Linked DNA regions of Homo sapiens: region 1 is linked to region 2. Evidence: read pairs that join two places in POLR2A ChIA-PET (ENCODE). Cell type or tissue: OCI-LY7. All regions are shown on one strand. Each heading gives the region's core, and the rest is flanking DNA. Links, peaks and the distances in the headings are about the cores only. Region 1 has its middle 180 kb from the start of PPP1R2C. Region 2 has its middle 66 kb from the start of PINCR.

Region 1 (2,925 bases), core at 287-2,786, 160 kb after region 2:
TGTCAGGACAGAACCACATTTTCCCATGAAGATATTCCTTTCTAGGAAGAAGCCTGGGAACTAGCGTGATGGTTAATTTTATGTGTCAACTTGGCTGGGCCATGGTGCTCAGATACTTGGTCAAACATTATTCTAGATGTTTCTACAAAGGTGTTTTGTGGACAAGATTAACATCTAAATTGGTGGGCTGTGAGTAAAGCAAATTACCCTCCATAATGTTGGTGGGCCTTATCCAATCAATTGAAGGCCTTACTAGAAAAAAGACTGACTTCCTCTAAGCAAGAAAGAGTTCTGCCAGCAGAGAGCACTTTTGGAATCAAACTGCAACTCTTCTCTGTATGTCCAGTCTGTTGGTCTATTCTATCAGGCTTTATATTTACCATGTGCTATGGTCTGAATGTTTGTGAACCCCCTCCTCCCAATTCATATGTCAAAATCCTAACCTTCAAGATGATTATATTAGGAAGCAGGGCCTTTAGGAGGTGATCAGGTCATGAGAGTAGAGCCCAGATGATTTGAATTAGTGCCCTTATAAAGAGGCCTGAGAGCTCTCTTGCCCCTTCCATCATGTGAGGACACAGTGAGAAGGCACCACCTGTGAGCAAGGAAAAGGATCTGCTCTAGGCACTGAATCTGCTGGTACCTTGATTGTGTACTTTCCAGACTAAAGAACTGTGAGTAATAAATTTATGTTGTTTAAAAGCTACACGGTTTATGGGATTTTTGTTTAGCAAAGTGAACTAAGACACCAAGCTACAACAATCATGAGAGCCAAATCCTTAAAAATCTCCCTCCCTCTCCCAAGACACATACACACACACATGCACACACACACACACACACTCTGTTCTGTTTCTCAGGAGAACCCTGACTCTAATACAGCTAGTAAGAGGACAACTTAATAGAAAAGGAGCTGTTTCTTCTTTGAATTATTTCATTTTAATTTTTATGATTATGTTGTAAGAGCCCAATATACTGCTTCTGTCAGATTCACATATATAGAAATCCAGTATAATGACATTTTCACTTTCTTTTGCTTGCACCAAGAGAAAGCTGAGAGTGAATTCTCCATGTAGCTGACTTTTCTGAGGAATTTTGGTGTGATTTCTAGTGTGCTTTGACTTTCATCACATCTACTTTGTCCCGAAGGCCCTTTTTTTTTTTTTTTTTTACCAGCCCTTCCTTCTCAGAGGTGGAGATTTCCTAGTTCTGCTTACTTCCTTTTCTTGCAACTAATCTTATTGAAATATGAGATAGTTTTCACTTCCCTCAATCTAAGCCAATTTGCACGCTGCCTTTTTGGCCTGTTACTAATAATATCTATCCATATCTCCTAATCACTGTACAGATTATATCCTATTTTTACATACCCTTGGTCATACCAGTAGAATTTGTTGTGGAGAAAGACTGTCTTCATTTGAATTTCTTAAAAGCAGAACTGAGACAATGATTTAAGTACAGTTGTTTATTTGGAAAATGACCCAATAAAAATAGTAAGAAAGTGAGTAGTTGAAGGCACCGAATGGAGGAAGGCCAATAAAAGGTTACTGCATTAGGTTACTATTGCTGCATCACAAATTTGCACAAATTTAGCAGCTTACAAAAACAAAAATTTATTTTCTTATAGGTCTGTATGTCAGAAGTCTGAAACCAGGCTAACTGGACTAAAATCAAGATGTAGGTAAGGCTATGTTCCTTCCTGGAGGTTTTAGGGCAGAATCCATTTTCTTGCTTTTTCCAGCTTCTAGAGGCTCTTCTATTTCTTGACTGTAGCCCCCTTTCATCAAAGCCAGCAATGACTAGTCAATTCTTTCTCGCATGAAATCACTCTGACACTGTCTCCTACTTTCACTTTTCAGGACCTTGAGATAACATTGGGCCCACCCAGATAATCCTAATCTCCCTATTTAAGGTCATCTGATTAGTAATCTTAATTCTATCTGTAACCTTAACTTCCCTTTGCCATGTAATATACCGTATCATAGATTCTAGGAATTAGAATAAGTATATTTTTTGGTCCTTTATTCTATCAACCGTAGATACATTAATGATTGAGTTACAACAGTGGAGAAATAATGCAATTGGTATAAAGAGTATACATGTGGCTCAACCTCACCAGAAATAAAATGATAAATTCTGTGAAATGTAGTTAAACCTAACCAAGCTGACACATTATAAAGCTACCACAGTCCATTCTTGGCAACTTTGACCTCAAATAAGCTTCCTTGAACCACACTTAATCTCCAAATAAAAACAATAACAAAAGACCTACTTCCATCAAAAATGATATAATAATCCTACATAACAAACTAATTATTTTCCCAGAAGAGGGTGTAGAGTCCCTTTTGTGCCTTTGGGTGATGTTCATTTTCTTCTTCCTGGTTCATACTCCCTGTTTTATATTTTGTAACTTAAATATAATATCAAGTTAATTATTAACAAGTCATGTTAGATGATAAGGGAATGACAGAGGTAAAATTAAATTAAAATATTAAATTATTAAATTTTATGTAAAATTAAATTATTAAATAAAAACACCAAAATAAGGAATAAATACTTATAACCATCACAGTCCTCATTTTCAAGTCACATATGAAAATGGCTGGAAAGCTGAGGCACATAAGATTTTAAGCAGCACATGTTTTGTTCTGAATGTACCAATCTCTTAGGGGAGTTTGTCTTAAATAAGAAGCTCCATTCATAGGAGTTTTTGTTGTTTCAACTGTGGTTGCCTGGTTTGTCCTGGGAAAGTCCAATCTCAGGAGAGCCTGGTGTCATGAATTAATGGGTCTGGAACTGGCAGGCCCCCACAAATTTGTGGGATACTGGTGGAACAGGACATACAAACACCATCCTTAAGTATCTATGGCAACAAGTCTTTCACTGGCTTAGCCTCTTCCTGGGAATAAGTTTTTTTGGAATTAT
Region 2 (2,925 bases), core at 314-2,813:
GGTTGCCCCGAACTTTGAAGTAGGGCCAAAGGACCAGGTCTTTGTACCTCCACATGGACTAGTCATTGTATGTGGTCTGCCCTCAGAAAGGAGTGTAATCTTGGGCTTGGTTGGGCGGAGATTCCTAGAGTGGGGTCTAGCTGTGAGCTCTCAGTAGCCAGCACTCCCAGCAGGTAGAAGAATGAGTCCTATAATGGGAGATCCATAGCATCTACTACAAATAGCAAATTCACCTAAAGAAAAAATTTTTATCTTTCCAACTTTGTCCCCTCAAAATTACCTGGATACAGTTATTTGCTCTCTGGAATATAATGGTGCAGGAAAAATATGAGGCTGGTCATATTCTTATTCTTTTTTAGTTAACCTGTTTTGTCTACTTAGATGCAATTTTCCTTTTTCTCAAAATTTAAAACTTGCACTAGAATATGTCAGACATGAATTTCTATCCATTAATCATGTTTTATATTCAGCAATTGAAGACCATTTTCTTTTCTTGTACCACCAATTACTGTACCATTTCTTTTCTTTCTTCTTCAGGAATGTGAATTTTCTTTGAGAAAGCAAGTCTCTACACTCTTGTCTTCAAATCTATCTTCTTCTCTTTCTTTGATATTGTCTCTTGTCTATTTTTTTCTATCTTCAGTGAATGCTTCTTAATTTGTTCTCCTCATCACTGATTAATTTCCTGCAGTGTTAAATCTATTCTTTTTCGATTGGGTTCTGAATTTCAATTTTATTATTACATTTTTATATCTTTTGCTGTTTTTCTCTTTCTCAGCGACTTCCTTCCTCATCTGAGCCTGTATCTTATCAAATTCTTTGTCATATCAGCTAAGTTTCCTCTCATCTCAACCTCTTTCTTCTTACAATCTATATTTTCTTTATTTTCCTTAAGAACAACCAATGCTTTTTTCCTAGAGTTGTCTTTTGTAACATGTAGCACAGCTCTAAAAAAGTAGGATTATTTCCTCTACCTTCAAGTTAATGCTCACCTTCCCCTTATCTAATCACATCATTTTTTAAGGATCCATTTTATTTGGTTTATTTTCGCTTATTAGTAAATGAAAAGATATTAATCCAAGCCCAGTGTAGCTCCTCTTTCCCTTCCCACTGTCCAATTGAGTGCTAAGAGCACCCCATTCTGTGATATTTAGCTGAAATTACAGTGAATATACATAGCTTCTACTCAAGTATGTTAAGCCTGGAAATCATTAATTCATTGCACTTCTACTAACCAAGAAGTGTTTTTCTCCTGCTTCTTTGAATTTACGTTATGAAGCTTAACTTATTCCTGAATAAGTAGAGGCATTTTAGGATTTGTGTGTGTGTGTGTGTTTCTTTGTGTATTCATGTATGTATATGTATTTATTTATTTTACTAACAGTGCATAAAACCCTATAGTTTCTCGCATGCATAGCCCTGCTGCATCTCTGATAGCTTAAGATTTCTGTGATTTCTCTGATAGCTTAAGTTGCAGAAGGTAATTTACCACTGTTTTGATATTTGAGCACTGCTTATGTTGCATTTCTAGGAACTTAAAGTCTTCAATTTATTTTTTTAAGAGGCACTATACGGGGTGGAACAACAGCCCTAGCAAACTTGTATGCAAGTCCATAGTGGTGCTACCTTGTTTCTGGTGGGGTATGTCTTTGAGATATACTGGTGGATACCTAGTGGCAATTAGTGGATATTTTTCCAACTTTCTTCTTTTTATATTTTCAGTGTTTAGGTTCACAAGTTAGAGTGTGCCTTAGCCTCTAGTAACATGCTGCTCATTTGCCTATTTTCTTTAGTTCTAGTCTTCACCTTTGCCCTGTTCTGCTTCATATTGTAGGGAGTAGACCATTACAGGCCATTCTCCCCACATTTCCATGTTAGCTGGCTTCTACCTGGTTTCTGCCAAAGAGAGATACTCATAGCAGATAGGAATTTGAGGGAAATGAGAAGCCACGGTATTTCTTTCCCCCTTTCTGTTCCTCAGGCAGTGCTTTGGCAGCAGCTGTGGCTCCTTCATAGCTTCACTTCTTTCAGTATCCCATATTTTAGCAGACATTTCCATCCACTCCCACCTTGCAGATTCCTCCTTGATTCCAATGCTCACCCCTTCTTAGGAATGAAAGCAGCTTCTTCATACTGCCAACCTCTGAGTTGTCTCACTGTACTGTATTTTTCTTCTCTGTTCTTCCATCACCTATGCCACCAATTCCCTGTATTAAATTCCTCCTTTTGGAAAGCCTAGAGATGCTCCTGTTTTCTTGACTTAGACCCAACCTGTTTAATTTCTCAAACTGTTTTGTTTGATTATTTGTTCCTTCTAGAGTCCGGAAGTTATTAAGTTCCAGTGTTGTTGCAAATTTACATGCCTCTTCATGGTTTTTATGTATCAGTATTTAAATGGAGAAAGTACAGGAAGGCAAATGAGATTCCATTATCTAACAGCTGCCATAATACATGCGTCTCTGGCTACACAATTAACTATAATTGAATTATACCCTAACATCATTGTTCTTTGCCGGAATCCATCCCCAATTACAAGGAAAACTGTTGAGAAAGAAAAGTCTAAGAGTCATTATTTTAGTTAAAAGCTAGTTTCATAATATGTTTCTGTAAGACTGTGGACACTCTGCTATGAAAAATTCATATTAGAGCAAGAAATTTTTTTAGTAACACAATACCCATAGGAAGTGATAATGTAGTTAATCAGGGTTTGCCAGAAATTATTGCTATTTATGGCATAATCTGATTAATTTTGCATGTTAATTCTGAAGACATTTGGCATGGTGTCTGCAGAGTTCAGAAATTCCCAAGACCACCCTCACTTCTGGCACCAACTGCAAGTCTGGGGACCCCCAACACCACCCTCATGTCTAAAACCAATTGCAAGTTTGGGATACCCAGAAACACCCTCATGTTCAGCAACTTGTT

The links. Peaks named below come from ENCODE experiments on the same cell type or tissue, not always from the same donor. Only the 100,000 strongest peaks of a DNase experiment are listed, where the experiment ranks them.
Region 1: POLR2A ChIA-PET joins it to region 2 with 5 read pairs; 5 of 35 experiments call an interaction of 5 or more read pairs at or near these places.

The regions. Positions count from the first base shown.
Region 1 is chrX:42,953,997-42,956,921 of GRCh38, reverse strand. No RefSeq gene overlaps it. Among named protein-coding and RNA genes, the nearest start is that of PPP1R2C, 180 kb to the right of the region's middle. In OCI-LY7, for the core only: no CTCF peak of the experiment used is centred there; a DNase peak (open chromatin) is centred at 1,471; H3K4me3 peaks cover 1,090 bases; H3K27ac peaks cover 2,463 bases.
Region 2 is chrX:43,109,450-43,112,374 of GRCh38, reverse strand. No RefSeq gene overlaps it. Among named protein-coding and RNA genes, the nearest start is that of PINCR, 66 kb to the left of the region's middle. In OCI-LY7, for the core only: no CTCF peak of the experiment used is centred there; no DNase peak of the experiment used is centred there.